Linked DNA regions of Homo sapiens: region 2 is linked to region 1. A link is a loop called in an ENCODE intact Hi-C map of the cell type or tissue named here. Cell type or tissue: PC-3. All regions are shown on one strand. Links, peaks and the distances in the headings refer to the core of each region. The heading gives the core; the rest is flanking DNA. Region 1 overlaps LOC107984041 (a long non-coding RNA gene). Region 2 overlaps ASCC3 (activating signal cointegrator 1 complex subunit 3).

Evidence for each region. Hi-C counts contacts between places; a loop is a spot of excess contacts. Peaks named below come from ENCODE experiments on the same cell type or tissue, not always from the same donor. Only the 100,000 strongest peaks of a DNase experiment are listed, where the experiment ranks them.
Region 2: a loop joins it to region 1, with 5 times the contacts of the local background. A loop is called at or near these places in 3 of 110 quality-filtered maps.

What each region holds. Positions count from the first base shown.
Region 1 is chr6:101,222,037-101,230,381 of GRCh38, reverse strand. All of the region lies in intron 6 of LOC107984041 (a long non-coding RNA gene), which reads right to left. Among named protein-coding and RNA genes, the nearest start is that of GRIK2, 170 kb to the left of the region's middle. In PC-3, for the core only: a CTCF peak has its summit at 3,309 (motif pointing right); DNase peaks (open chromatin) are centred at 3,391 and 3,641; H3K4me3 peaks cover 647 bases; H3K27ac peaks cover 1,269 bases.
Region 2 is chr6:100,771,514-100,779,858 of GRCh38, reverse strand. All of the region lies in intron 8 of ASCC3 (activating signal cointegrator 1 complex subunit 3), which reads left to right. Among named protein-coding and RNA genes, the nearest start is that of ASCC3, 110 kb to the left of the region's middle. In PC-3, for the core only: a CTCF peak has its summit at 4,010; no DNase peak of the experiment used is centred there; H3K27ac peaks cover 305 bases.

The DNA of each region.
Region 1 (8,345 bases), core at 162-8,161:
CCACAAGGCCTACATACCCCTAGGCCACCCAGAGTAGAAAAGGAAGGATCTGAGACCTTGGGAGAAACCCTTCCCTTGGCAGCCTGTTTGAGGCCTAGAACTGGGATACAAATGCCCTTAAGAGAGCAATGGTATACTGGGATAGATGAGGACGGGCACATGGTAGAAAGGTGTGCCTTTGTGTACCAACCCGTCACCTCTGCCAATCTCCTCATTTGGAAAAACAATACCCCATCCTATACCAAAAAGCCTCAAGCTATAATTGATTTGCTCCAAACTATTATCCAGACCCATAACCCCAACTGGACTGATTGCCACCAGTTGTTCATGTACCTCTTTAACACAGATGAAAGGAGGAGAGTGCTCCAAGCAGCAACTTGGAAGAAAATGTTCCAGCTGATTACCAAAACCCACAAGAGTATGTGAGGATACAATTACCAGGAACAGACTCCCTGTGGGACCCAAATGAAGACAGGGTATGCAAAGGCTAAACCGGTACAGGGAAGCCCTTCTGGAAGGGTTAAAGAAGGGAGCTCAGAAGTCCACAAATGTTAACAAAGTCTCTGAGGTCATTCAAGGGAAAGATGAGAGCCCAGCACAATTCTACGAGAGACTATGTGAGGCCTATCGTATGTATACTACCTTTGATCCTGATAGCCCTGAAAATCAGCACATGATTAACATGGCTTTAGTTAGTCAAAGTGCAGAAGACATTAGAAGAAAATTGCAGAAACAGGCTGGGTTTGCAGGCATGAATACTTCACAGTTATTGGAGATAGCCAACAAGGTGTTTGTGAATAGAGATGCAGTAAGCCACAGAGAGAATTGCAGAGAGAGTGAATGCCAAGCCTGGTGAAATGCCGACCTGCTAGCTGCAGCTATGAGAGCGGTCCCCCTGAGGGGTGAGAGAAGGGGGGCCCCAGGAAACATACCCAGTCTGGCTGTCCACGCTTGCAGTGTAAGCAGTGTGCTTACTGTAAGGAAATAGGACATTGGAAGGACAAGTGCCCCCAGTTGAAAGGGAAACAAGGCAACTCTGAGCAGGAGGCCTCAGAGAAGGACGAAGGGGCCTTGTTCAATCTGGCAGAAGGGTTACTGGACTGAGGGAGACCAGGCTCATGTGTCCCCAAGAGCCCATGGTCAGGATGACAGTTGGGGGCAAGGACATTGAGTTTCTTGTCAATACTGGTGCTGAACATTCAGTAGTAACCACCCCAGTCACCCCCTTATCCAAAAAGACAATAGATATAATCAGAGCCACAGGGGTTTCAGCAAAGCAAGCTTTCTGTTTGCCCTGGACCTGCACTGTGGGGGGACATGAAGTGATTCACCAGTTCCTGTACATGCCTGACTGCCCCTTGCCTTTGCTAGGAAGGGACCTACTTAGCAAGCTGACAGCCACCATCTCTTTTACAAAGCACAGCTCTTTACAGCTAAAGCTACTTGGAACGGGAGTCATCATGGCCCTTATGGTTCCTCAGGAGGAGGAATGGGGACTCTTCTTAACTGGGCCAGGCCAAGAGATAGGATCAGCTCTGACTAAGCGGTGGCCAAAGGTGTGGGCAGAAGACAATCCTCCAGGGTTGGCAATCTACCAGGCCCCCGCACTCATAGAAGTTAAGCCTGGGGCCCAGCCAGACAGACAAAAACAGTGCCTGGTCCCCAGAGAAACTCTTGAAGGTATCCAGGTCCATCTCAAGCAGCTGAGGTCCTTTGGAATTATAGTCCCTTGTCAGTCTCCATGGAACACTCCCCTCCTGCCTGTTCCCAAGCCAAGGACTACAGGCCAGTACAGGATTTGCGCTTGTTCAACCAAGCTACAGCTGAGGATAGCTGGTTCACCTGACTGGTTCACCTGGTTCATCCTTCAGGGATGCTTTCTTTAGCATCACACTAGCCCCTGAGAGCCAGAAACTGTTTGCCTTTCAGTGGGAGGATCCGGGGTCAGATGTCACTACTCAGTACACTTGGACCCAGCTTTCCCAAGGGTTCAAGAACTCCCCCCACTATCTTCAGGGAAGCACTGGCTCGAGACCTCCAAAAGTTTCCCACCAGAGACCTAGGTTGCATGTTGCTCCAGTACATTGACAACCTCCTGCTGGGACACCCCACAGCAGTCGGGTGCACCAAGGGAACGGATACCCTGCTCCACCACCTGGAGGAATGTTGGTAAAAGGTGTCCAAGAAGAAAGCTCAGATCTGCAGACAGCAAGTATGTTACCTGGGATTTACTATCCAACAGGCGGAGCACAACTTGGGATCAGAAAGAAAGCAGGTCATTTGCAACCTATCAGAGCCTAAGACCAAAAGGCAGGTGAGAGAATTCTTAGGAGCTGTGGGGTTCTGCAGGTTATGGATCCTAAACTTTGCAGTACTAGCCAAGCCCCTGTATGGAGTCACAAAGGGGGGTGACAAGGAACATTTGGAATGGGGGTCCCAACAGCAATGAGCTTTTCATGAGTTAAAAGAGAAACTCATGTCGGCCCCAGCCCTGGGGCTGCCTGACCTGACAAAGCCATTTACACTATATGTGTCAGAGAGAGAAAAGATGGCAGTTGGAGTTTTGACCCAGAACACGGGGCCCTGGTCAAGGTCGGTGGCCTACCTCTCTAAACAACTAGATGGGGTTTCTAAAGGTTGGCCCCCATATTTGAGGGCCTTGGCAGAAACTGCCCTGTTAGCATAAGAAGCAGATAAGCTGACTCTTGGGCAAAATCTGAACATAAAGGCCCCCCATGCTGTGGTGACTTTAATGAATACCAAAGGACATCATTGGCTAACGAATGCTAGACTAACTAGGTACCAAAGCTTGCTCTGTGAAAATCCCTGCATAACCATTGATGTTTGCAACACCTTGAACCCTGCCACCTTACTCGCGGTATTAGAGAGCCCAGTTGAACATAACTGTGTAGAGGTGTTGGACTCAGTTTATTCTAGCAGGCCCAACCTCTGAGACCATCCTTGGACATCAGTAGACTGGGAGCTGTACGTGGACAGGAGCAGCTTGGTCAACCCACAAGAAGAGACGTGTGCAGGATATGCAGTGGTAACCCTGGACACTGTCACTGAAGTCAAATCATTGCCCCAGGGTACTTCAGCCCAGAAGGCTGAACTCATTGCTTTAATTTGGGCCTTAGAGCTAAATGAAGGTAAGACTGTAAACATTTACCCTGACTCTTGGTATGCCTTCTTAACCCTCCAAGTGCATGGGGTGTTATATAAAGAAAAAGGCCTGTTGAACTCTGGGGGAAAAGAGATAAAACATCATTGAGAGATCCTGCAATTGTTAGAGGCAGTGTGGAAGCCCCCAAAAGGTGGCAGTCACGCACTGCAGAGAACACCAGCGAGCTTCCACCTCGATTGCCTTGGGGAACTCCCGAGCTGACTCAGAGGCTCAAAAGCAGCATCCACCCCCTACCGGGCATCAGTCACTGACCCCTGCTCCCTCAGGCACCTGACCTTGTACCTACTTATTCTAAAGAAGAGAAGGACTTTCTCCAGGCAGAGGGAGGGCCAGGTGATAGAAGAGGGATGGATCCGGTTATCAGATGGAAGAATAGCCGTGTCACAACTGCTGGGCACCGCAGTCGTATTGGCTGTGCATGAGACCACCTATCTAGGCCAAGAGTCATTTGAAAAGTTGTTAAACCAGTACTTCTACATCTCGCATCTGTCAGCCCTTGCCGAAACAGTGGCGCAGCAGTGTGTCACCTGCTGGCAGCACAATACTAGGTAAGGTCCAACCGTCTTGCCCGGCATACAAGCTTATGGGGCAGCCCCCTTTGAAGATCTCCAAGTAGACTTCACTGAGATGCCCAAATATGGAGTTAACAAGTATTTGCCAGTTCTAGTGTGTACATAATCTGGGTAGGTGAAGGCCTATCCTTTACGAACTGAGAAAGCTCATGAAGTAACCCGTGTGCTTCTCCGAGATCTCATCCCTAGGTTTGGACTGATCTTACAAATCGGCTCAGATGACAGGCTGGCATTTGTGGCTGATTTGGTACAGAAGACAGCAAAGGTATTGGGGCTCACATGGAAAATAAATACCGCTTACTGACCACAGAGTTCTGGAAAAGAAGAGTGGATGAATCGGACTATCAAAAATAGTTTAGGGAAAGTGTGTCAAGAAACAGGATTAAAGTGGGTACAAGCTCTCCCTATGGTATTAAGATTAGATGTACCCCTTCTAAAAGGACAGGATATTCCCTTTATGAAATATTATATCATAGGCCCCCTCCCATACCACGAGGACTCCCAGGCACTTCTCAAGAGCTAGGTGAAATTGAGTTACAGCGACAGATACAGGCTTTAGGGAAAATTACACAAACAATTTCAGCCTGGGTAAATGAGAGGTGTCCCATCAGCTTATTCTCCCCAGTTCACCCTTTCTCCCCAGGTGAACGGGTGTGGATCAAAGATTGGAACGTAGCCCCCTTGCGGCCGTGGTGGAAAGGACCCCAGACTGTTGTCTTGACCACTCCCACAGCTGTAAAGGTAGAGGGAATCCCAGCCTGGATCCACCACAGCCGCATAAAACCTGCAGCACCTGAGACCTGGGAGGTGAGACCAAGCCTGGACAACCCCTGCAAAGTGACTTTGAAGAAGACGACAAGCCCTACTCTCGTCACACCCAGAAGCTGACTGGTCCACACACAGCCAAAGCATGAGGAAACTCATCGTGGGACTTATTTTCCTTAAATTTTGGATTTGTACAGTAAGGACTTCAACTGACCTTCCTCAGACTGAGGACTATTCCCAGTGTATACATCAAGTTACTGAGGTAGGGCAAAAAGTTAAAACAGTCTTTCTGTTTTATAGTTATTATGAACATACTAGAACTCTAAAAGGGACTTGTTTGTATAATGCCACCCAGTATAAGGTATGCAGGCCAGGAAGCGACCAGCCTGATGTGTGCTATAACCCATCTGAGCCCCCATGAGTACAGTTTTTGAAATAAGATTGAGGACTGGCAACCGGGGAAATGCTGATGTGAGTAAAGTAATAACTAGAACAGAAGAAAAAGGAGTCCCCAAACAAATTATCTTAAAATTTGATGCCTGTGCAGCAATCAACAGTGACCTGTATGGAAATAAATAAGATGCAGCTCTCTAGATTGGGAAAGGGCTATATAGCATAAAATAAGTATGTTTGTCATGAATTAGGACTGTGTAGTGAAGATGAGAGTGAGAACTAGCACTAGCGAGTGAGATTCTCAAAGAGGGGAATGAGGAGCGAGGCCATTTCTCTTACTGTCTCCTGTCTCTGAAGAGAAGGAGGAATTAAAAGCTGAAAAACAACAGGAATGAAGTTGTTTTCATTCCTGAAATGACCAACCGGCACCACCAACCAGGCCTGAGGTTAAAAGATTAACCCCCGACTCTAACCACATGTGCTATCTATAGATCTCAATCTGTCACAACCCTTTCACGTGGATCCCTTAGAGTCATAAGCCCTTAAAAGGGACAGGAATTCTTTCTTTGGAGACCTCAGTTCTTGAGACACAAGTCTGCTGACACTCCTGGCCAAAGAAAGCCTCTTCCTTTTTTAACTCGGTGTCTGAGGAGTTTTGTCTGTGGCTCGCCCTGCTACAATCAGGCATGGGAGAACTAAAAGCATCTCACTGAATACTCTAAGCTCTATCCATACTCTTTCTTGCCCTCATTTGTAACAGAAATCCTAGCTCCTCTTGACAACCAGGGTCAATTATCCTGCCAATGTGGTAACTTCTTTCTTTGCTTGCTTGGCCACTATTGTGAGAAGCACAAAATGATCAGGTGGTAGCCATAGCCAAAGCTTAGTGGAACATTTACCATGTCCATTGGTAGAAGCCTTACTTTTTGTTCTTAGTAACCAAGACCTCTAATCCATGGTTTAAAGTTGTGGGAACAGTAATCACAAATTTGTCAATTAGACTGATAGTGAGATGAGCCATGCCAACTTCCACTCTTTGGTTCCTTTTCTATCAGGAGACACTGCATCATAATAATGGCAATCAATTTAAAGAATATAACATCTTTTGAAAGCAGAGGCCCCTTCCCCTAGAGCTAGAAGCTGGCTTTTTAGCATCCCCATCTATTACCATATATAAAAATCAATGCAAAAATGGGTTAAAGACTTAAATGTAAGACCTGAAACTATGAAACTATCGAAAGAAAATGTTAAGAAATTGCTACTGGACATTGCTCTGGGCAAATATTTTTTGGGTAAGACCTCAAAAGCATAGGCAACAAAAGTGAAAATAGATAAATGGGATTGCATTAAGCTAAACAGCTTCTGCACAGCAAAGGAAACAAACAACGAAGTGAAGAGACAATCCACAGAATGGAAGAAAATATTTTTAAACTATCCATCTGACAAAGGATTAATAACCAGAATACATAAGGCACTCAAACATCTCAATAGCAAATAAATAATCTGATTAAAACATGGGCAAAAATATCTCAATTGACATTACTAAAAGGAGACATACGGGCTGGGCGTGGTGGCTCATGCCTGTAATCCCAGCACTTTGGGAGGCTGAGGTGGGCAGATCACCTGAGGTAGAGAGTTCAAGAGCAGCCTGGCCAAAATGGTGAAACCCTGTCTCTACTAAAAATAAAAAATAAAATTAGCTGGGCATGCTGGTGGGCACCTGTAGTCCCAGCTACTTGGGAGACTGAGGCATGAGAATTGCTTGAACCTGGGATGCTGAGGTTGCAGTGAGCCGAGATGGTGTCACTGCACTCCAGCCTGGGTGACACAGTGAGACTCCATCTCAAAAAAAAAAAATTTAAAAAAAAGAAGAACAAGACATACAAATGGCTGATATATGAAAAATGCTCAGCCAGGCATGGTGGCTCATGCCTGTAATCCCAGAACTTGGGAGGCCAAGGTGGGTGGATCACCTAAGGTCTGGAGTTCGAGACCAGCCTGGCCAACATGGTGAAACCCCATCTCTTCTAAAAACACAAAAAATTAGCCAGGTATGGTGAAGGGCGCCTGTAATCCCAGCTACTTGGGAGCCTGAGGCAGGAAAATCACTTGAACCTGTGGGGTGGAGGTTGCAATGAGCCGAGATCATGCCATTGCACTCTAGCCTAGGCAACAAGGGCAAAACTCCATCTCAAAAAAGAAAAAAGAAAAGAAAAATGCTCAACAGCACTAATCATCAAAGATATGCAGATCAAAACCACAATGACATATCATTTCACCCCAGTTAAACTGGCTTTTATCAAAAACACAAAGAATAACAAATGTTGACAAAGATGCAGTTATATTCCCACCAACACTCATACACTGTTGGTGGGAATGTAAGTAGTACAGCTGTTACTGAAAAAGGTATGGAGGCTCCTCAAAAAACTAAAAATAGGACTAACACATGATCCAACAATCCCATTGCTGGGTATACATCCAAAAACATAAAGGAAATCAATATACGGAAGAGATATCTCTACTCCAATGTATATTCCAGCACTATTCACAATAGACAAGATATGGGACCAATCTAAGGACCTATCAATGGATAAATGGATAAAGAAAATGTGGCATATATACAATGGAATACTATTTGGCCATAAAAAAAGTATGAAATCCTGTCCTTTGGAGCCACATGGATGGAATTTAGGTCATTATGTTAAGTGACATAAATCAGGCACAGAAAGACAGATATTACATATTCTCACTCATATGTGGGAGCTAAAAAAAAATGGTTCTCCTAGAGGTAGAGAGTAGAATGCTGGTTACCATAGGATGGGAAGGGAAGCAGGAGGGGGAGGGAGGAATTAGGAGCTGGTTACTCAGTACAAAAATGGTTAGATAGAAGGAATAAGTTCTAGTACTTGATACTACATTAGGGAAATTTTAGTCAACAATAATTTATTGTAGATTTCAAAACAGCAAGAAAAGAATTGTAATGTCCCCAACATACCTTTAAAAAAATGAATGTTTGAGGTGATGGATATCCCAATTACCCTGATTTGACATTACATATTGTATACATGAGTAAAAATATCACAAGTACCCCAAAAATATGCACAACTGGGATATATAAATAAAACACACACAAAAGAAATAGGTAGCACTTCATCAAGCCAGCAGCTTCTGGGTCATGCATGTAAAGGTAGAGCTAATGGCCCTGAGGTCATTTGTCTGCTGTTGAACCTCCATTCTTGTAAGTACATCCCTTAGTGAAGCAATATCTTGTGGAATTCCATTAGGATAAATCAAACACTTTGTGGGCCCTCTGATTGTGGCACTGGAAAAGCAAAAGGTCACATTTACTGGCAGTTTGAAAGCAAGCCAGCATGCACAGAAATGATAAATGCAGAAAGAGTATGGCTGGAGCACTGACAGTATCTTCTATA
Region 2 (8,345 bases), core at 27-8,026, 450 kb after region 1:
GAAAGATTATGGTCTAAGCCTTGATTTCTAAGTTGTTTATTTACAACTCAAATGCATTTTTCTATGGAAACAAACTGGTCAGATAAAGATACTTGCCCTAGTATGTTAACATAGTTTACCTGAAATTAACATATCCATAAACCTACCTGTCCCAAGGTCTCTAAGGCCTAAATTGAAGTCCTGAGCTTTCTACACTTGTTTATCTGAATCTATTACTGAGAGATCCCCTGAAACTTAAAAAGGATGAGAATTTTAGGGCAAAAGGTGGCTCACTCATGTAAAATATGAATCAGTTTCTGTTATCTGAAAGCTTTTTCACCTATAAATTAGGTTTATCCTCAGAGAGATGAAAAGGGGACTCCATGATAACAATAGAGGAGTGGAGCCAGCCAGCAGTATTTTCTTCCAGTTTTTTAATGTGGTCTTTTAAAATATGGTTGTAAGCACAGTACAAATATAATTTTGGAGCCAGGCATGCTGGCACATGAGGGGAATCCCAGCAACTTGGGAGGCTGAGGCAGGAGGATCACATGAGCCTAGGAGTTTGAGACCAACTTCAGCAACATAGCGAGACTCCATCTCAAAAAATAAAATAAAATATAATTTTGTATTTTTTTCACTTAATGTATATAGGATTTTTTTCATGTTGCTTCATATTCTCCTTGATTACTATTTTAATGAATGCATATTATTTCATTGAATAGGTATATCATAATTTACTTAACTGTTCCTCTAATTTGAGAAATCACTTGGTAATTAGGAAAGCTGAAAGCTTATCATAGCTGTATATCTTGCAATGTTCATCTTTTATGTTGATCTTTTAAAATTACCTTAAAGATTTTTATCTACATAATTACTAATTATATATTTATGTTAATGTGGTAAAATGTGTATGATTCTTTTGCCCAAGTAATCATATGAATTGTTGAAGTAAAATAATCAGAATATATTAAACTTAACTTTTAGTTCAATTTCATATTTATTGAATAGCCAAACGTTTCTCAAATATGTGAGATCTATGATATTATATTGGATATGGTTTACTCTTCCTAAGCAAGACTTTGATTACATTTGGAACACCAAGTTATTCAATTTTTAGAGGCTGTTGCATGATTAGATTTTAAATATTAAAAAATCTGCATTGTTGTATGTCACGTAGCCTTTCAATAATAAAATTTGTTTATTAAGTTATGTTAACTATCAAAAGTATTTTTATTAAGATGATTGAAGTTTAATCTTGTGACTAGTTACTTATAACAATGCTTATCTAGTGTAAGTAGTATATTACAAAATTCCATTGACCACAAATACAGTTGATAAACCCTAATTGACAAAAAGAAGATTTCTAACAACTAAAATAGAGGTGTAGTATTATTATATAAAACCTTATATACTTTATTCCTCGAAGAATCCACTAAACTGTTACCTAGTGTCCGTTAACTTCTTATTTTAGACAGAATTTAGAAAGATTACTAGAATGCAAACTTTTGAAATTTGAGTCTGCTGCTACTATATAATTTTGGAAGAATCACTACCTTTCTGAAAATTAATTTTTAAAAATCCTTGACCTTTCCATGACTTTCAAATTCTGATGTAATTGCCTGTTTGAAATCTCTACTTAGATGTATAATAGGTACTTCAAATGGAGTGTTTATTTTTCTCTCTCAGTCTGTCATCTTAATCTTCCTCATATCCTAAAAACTATTTTTCACTCAAGAAAAACGTCATCTTTGATTTATCTCTCTTTTTTTTTTTCCACCATCTTACATTTAAGTCATCATCAGATCCATTGGCTGTACCTCGAAGAGATAGCCTGGGTTCTGCTACTTCTCTCCATTTCCTCTGCTGACACTCCAGTATAAACCAGCATCACCTTTCACTTGTATTACTGCCATAGTTTTATGCTACTTCTCAGTCTTTTTTCCACATGGTAGCCAGAGACAGCTTTAAAAATTACAAATCATATTATATTATTCTTCTACTTAAAATCCTGCAGAGATTTTAATTGTGTTGAGAACAAAAATCCAACGTCTTTGCTATGACCTACCTACAATTCCTGTCTTTCTTTCCCATCTCATGTGTGACCTCTTACTCAGCCACTCTAATCTCTGTACAGTTCCTTCAACATTTCAACTTAGTCCTGATTTAGTGGTCTGCTTCTGGATCTTCATTTTGCCTAGAATGTACTGAGGTTTCAAATTTTTTCGTGGCCTGGTTCTTGTCATTTTATTCTCAACTCAGATCACCTCTCTTGAGGCACCTTTCTAGAAACCTAATTTAAGGTAACTGTTATGTCTCACTCCCCATTACACCATCTATTAAAATGTATTCATAGGAGCATTTGAAACAATTTTTAAATTAGTAAACATGTTGATTTTTTTTTGTCTTCCACCCTAATTAGAATGTAAGCTACATGACAGCAGAGACTTTGTCTACCTTATTGAGTGTTTGAACAGTTTAAGCCACATAGAGGAGATATTCAAGAACTATTTGCCAAATAAATGAATGATTCCACCTATAAATGAAAGATCAGAGTTTTTTTAAAACGTATCCTGTTAGGAAAGCCCAAAGTCATCTATTTTAGAGTAATTATCAAAAATAGTTTTATACACTCACACATACACACACATGTAAAGTAGTCAGTACTTGAAGACCTTTAAATGAAAAAATTTATCCAGTTATCTAAAAGAAAATCATCTGATCATCTAATGAATACTCAAGTATGTTAAATAAGGTATTCATGTAAATTGTTTGATTTTTAATCTCGTGACTTACGTAGATTATGGCATGGAGCCAGGTTTGTGAGGAATATTAGAGTGGTGGGATTCCAGAATATAAAACTTGGACGGAGTGTGTGGAGTGGCTATCATCACTAATTCTGAAATTTTGAGCCTAAGCCACATTTTATAGGGAGCCGAAGAAAAACTGTGAAAATTATGTAATGTATGTCCTTGGTATCTATATGATTTATCATAAATATATGCTGAAATTTTAATGTCTATGGTTTGATTATCTTAAACTTAAGCTTATGATATTTACACTAGTTTGGGAGGGACAGCATGTTCTTGGGTTCATCCTAGATACTTAGTTAATGCTTTCTAATTAACTGACAAAATAAATATATATGATTATTATAAAAAATGAGGTATGTTTACTGTATATTTTTGTTCTTCCAGCTAAATACTATCATCCAGTTTACTTTTAAAAATAGAGTGCGCACTCACGAGTAGCCTGTATTACCAGTATTTAATAAATGGATATCCAAAACATACACTTTCTATGGAATTTCATAAATAAGTCATCTTATTTCAGTAGTCTAGTGAGTCCCAAATATGTAAGATAAGCATATGTAAGATCAGTAGTCTGGCGTATGTATGTAAGATCAGTAGTCTGGTGAGTCCCAAATATGTATAAAGTGGATGTAGAATGAAGCTTGTAACACTTAAAATGTTTCTGGTCTGCTAATTATGATATGTTTTGAAAATGCTTAGTAGTTAGAACCAGTTAAAAGGGAAAATGGTATATACTTAGAATGACTATCTGGATTAAACATAAAGCACTTAAGATAAATGATCATGAGACTCTCAGTTTTCTGTTTAAAAGGAAATGCTGATTTGCTAAGAAATAATTTCAGTTTAACTTTATGTATTCATTAATGTATAAAATCAATATGAAATGTTTTAAGTTAGAAGAATGTCAAATATTTGGAAGCAAAGATTATTAGCTGCATTTAATTAGGTATTGTGTGTGCAGGAAATATAAATAAAACAATAAATATTATTAGCATGTAGTTCTAAAGTTGAGTAAAATAGAGTTTTGATATAACCCACATTATTCTTCTTCTTTAATCATTTGTTTTCTTAACTTAAAGCATTTGTTAATATAATTTGAATATTATTCAAATATAAGAAATCTATGCATAATGGATGTTAATTATTTCATGTTCCAATAGCTTACAAACACAATTCACAATATCAAGTATACTGAGCCCTCTAGTGATTTTTTTTTTAACTGCTGTCACAATTGCTGTCTGAGCACATTCCTTTTATTTTTACCAACAAGTTTATTGGTGAAAATTATTTCGTTCATTTTCCTTAATTTGAAATGAGAAATAAAAAGAAACTTTATAGGGAGTGGTATAAAACGTGGGCTGTTTTAAATATGTTAGGAAGTTTTGGAGGGTTTTTCTTTTTTAACTTGCTGTTTCTATTCAGCATGTTCTGTTGATAGTGATGTATATATATGCAATAATATTATAAAGATTTTTTTGAGATGTTTATTTTGAAATAAATGTAGAGGATACTTACCGAACAAGATAAATCATCATATTTTAAACAGTAAATTTAGTGGTAATTTGTATTTGAGCTAGGACAAACTGAGTTTAGGTCCCGTCTCGGCCACAATTTATTAGCAGGGTAGACTTGGGTAAGTTATTTAACCTCTCTAGGCCTCAGTTCCCTCTGATAATTTCTTCATATAGTCTCTAAAATATCTTTTAGAGATGTTTCCAGAGGAGTCTTGATAATTTCTTTTCTTTATATTGAATTTTTCTTTCATAATTTAAATCTAAGCCTTCTTATTCTCAGAAGATAAATTTATTATTTCTATGGTTTTAGACTTTTTAAATTATATTCCAAATAGAACTATAACATGCTTTTTCCTTGCTTAAAAGAGACCTTGAATAGTAACCGTGTCGCTTTTGGTCACAGTTACATCCCTAGTGGCTGAAAAAGTCCCTGGCTATTTCATTCAGTAATTTGATGCTCATTTAGTAACTTGGTAAATGAGTGAAGAAAAGGTCAGCTCCTTCAGTGTAGCATATGTGATTTTTTGTAGTCTGCTCTTGGCCTACTTTTCCATCTTCATCATCTTTGCTACTCCTTTTCACCAGCCCTAAGTGTTTTTCTAATATCCTGTTTCTTGTACCTAATATGGCATGCTTAGTGACTGTCTCTCCCTCACATACCTTAGCATATAGTTCATATCCTTATAGAAACCTAAATGATGTAATCTAATTTTAAACATGCCTTTTTCTTCCTTTAAACGACAAACTAGGGCCAGGTGTGGTAGCTCACAACTGTTATCTCAGTGCTTTGGGAAGCTGAGGTGGGAGGATAACTTGAGCCCAGGAGTTCAAAGACCAGTCTGAGCAAGACCAGCAAGACCTTGTCTCTACTAAAAATAAGAAAGTTAGGGCCGGGTGCAGTGGCTCACGCCTGTAATCCCAGCACTCTGGGAGGCCAAGCTGGGTGGATCACGAGGTCAGAAAATCGAGACCATCCTGGCTAACATGCTGAAACCCTGTCTCTACTAAAAATACAAAAAATTAGCCAGGCGTGGTGATGGGCGCCTGTAGTATCAGCTACTCAGGAGACTGAGGCAGGAGAATTGCTTGAACCTGGGAGGCGGAGGTTGCCGTGAGCCAAGATAGTGCCATTGCACTCCAGACTAGGCAACAGAGTGAGAGTGCATCTCCGAAAAAAAAAAGTTAGTCAGGTGTGGTGACATGCACGTGTCATGACATGTACGTGTCATGTACATGCACATGTCTGAGTACATGCACGTGACATGTACTCAGAAGGTTGAGGCAGGAGGATTGCTTGTCCCCAGAAGTTTGAGGTTGCAGTGAGCTATGATTGCTCCACTGCGCTTCAGCCTGGGCAACAGAGCAAGACGCTATCTCAGAAATCATCAGCAAAACCCAGAAACTAGTCAGTTTTAAGGATCATTTTAAAAATTGTCTGACTTTTGTTATGAAAACAAATATTTGTATTGACAGAACTTAGTACAATAACAATCAGTAAATGAATGTTGAATCGATTAGAATGTTATAAACCTCTATATATGTAATAGGTTTTGTTTGTTAGTATATTCTTCTGATTATTTATTTCTTGAACTATAACCTTCAAAAACAAAGAAATAGGTTTTTTACTGAAAGTTGAATATAGGGCTTTTGCTAAAATGCTACATATTTTGGCTAGATTCAATTTAGTATTTCTTTGGAGGACATTATGTATGCAGTGTATATCTATCTTTAAACTTTTCCCCTCATTTAATTATAGTTCTTTTTCCAAGTAGCCAGCATAAAATCATTCAATAAAAATGTATTTAGTAGCCTATTATGTTCCTGGCAATTGATTAGGTACTGGAGTAATACAAAGAGTAATAAAAAACAGAATCCTTAGTTTCAATCTAATGGGTCAGAAATACATATAAAAGACTCATTTCAATATTTGTGGTTAAGGGTCATAATAATAATACATAAAGAGGGTTGTCTGAGTGTCTAGTTGTTGAGAGAAGCTACGGTAGTTCCTTAAATCTTCTAAAATATGCTGAAGCACAAAGAAGTAAAGATAACAATTGTTTAGGGAATTGGAGAGAACCAGAAATTGCTTTTGAGCTTAAACTTGAATGGTAATGAAGAGTCAATGAGAAGTCTTGGAACATTTTGTAAGCTGGAATGTGACATGATCAGATTTGTAGTTTAGGAATAGTATACTCTGTTTCTTGTCATAAGTCTATAAAAACTGGAAATAGCTGCATTCATTCATAGCACTATTTTAGGAAACCTCGTATAAAAATGAAATGATATATGATAGTAATAATAATAGCTACCATTAATTTATTTCAACATATTTAACAAGTACCATCTCTGTGTATGGTTTATAGTATATGATTTATAAATATTATCTAATTAAAGACTCAGCTTTTGAAGTTATATGACTTCAAATACTAGCTCTACCATTTATAGTTGTGTGAACTTAAACAAGCTTTCTCAAGTTTCAGTTTCCTCATCTATAAAATATTCTGGTATGGCTATAGAAATAATTAGGATATTTTATGTAAAGGACTCCTGTGCTTAGCCCATAGTAAGCACTCCATAATTGTTAGCTATTTTAAAATTAATTTTTGTAACTTCCTTGTGTTAAAAAGATAACACCTTTACCTTGCAATATTACCTTGCAGATGAGGAAATTGAATTTAGAGATCTTAAGTTACCTGCGGGTCATACTTGCAGTATTACCTTGCAGAGGAGAAAATAAAATTTAGAGATCTTAGGTTTCTTAAAAGTTATATTGCAAGTAGTGGCAAAGCCAGTATTTTAACTTGGGTCTCTGACTGTAAGCCCAGTATCCTGAAAAATGTGCTGTACTGTCCTTCCGAGGCTAAGTGATCAGGAGAAATTGGTGAAGAAAGTATCAGTGGTACTCTCAGATGTTTAATTGGCCTGCCTAAGAGCTTCTAGGCCTAAGAGATACTACTGTGATCTCTTCTGAGTATATCTTTTGTCCAAATGAAAGCATAAGCAAATGTATAATAGATAAGTCTATGTTGTCTAACTCATCTATGTTGTTACATGTCTCAATAATTAATTCTTTTTTAATGCTGTGTAGTATTCCATTGTATCAATATATAACATTTTGTTTATCCATTTATCTGTCGATGGACATTTGAGTGGTTTTCCTGTTTTAGGCTATTACAGGTAAAGCTGCTATGAGCATTCATATTCATGTTTTTGTATGTACATGTACTTCTTTTTCTCTTGGGTAGAGCCTCAAAGGGGTATGTTAGGTGTATGTTGTTTAACTTTTAAAAACTTGCTAGATTGTTTTATTAAAGTTATTGTACATTTAGTTTAGGTGTATGTTTGTTTAACTTTTAAAAACTTGCTAGATTGGGCTAGGTGCGGTGGCTCATGCCTGTAATCCCAGCACTTTGGGAGGCTGAGGCGGGTGGATCACGAGGTCAGTAAATCTAGACCATCCTGGCTAACATGGTGAAACCCTATGCCTACTAAAAATACAAAAAAAATTAGCCATGCCTGGTGGCTGGCGCCTGTAGTCCCAGCTACTCCGGAGGCTGAGGCAGGAGAATGGTGTGAACCTGGGAGGCAGAGCTTGCAATGAGCCGAGATCATGCCTCTGCAACTCAGCCTGGGGGACAGAGCAAGAGACTCCATCTCAAAAAAAAAAAAAAAAAAAAAAAAAAAAACTTGCAGATTGTTTTATTAAAGTGATTGTACATGTAGTTTATCTGCTATCAGTATGTGTGAATTCTTTTTTCTCTACATCAACAATACTTGCAATTAAAAAAATTAAATTATTAAACATTTTGCCAATTTTTTAAATGTTAGCCATTTTAACAGGTGCATAGTTGTGATTTTAATTTTTATTTCCCTAATGACTAATGATGTTGAGCATTTTTATTTGTGCTTATTTGACATCTATATATTTTCTTTGGTGAAATGATTCTTTAAATCTTTACATACTCTTAAGATTAAATTGCTTGTTTTCTTTACTGTTGTGTTGAGTTTTTTTATTCTACGTATAAGCACTTTATCTGAT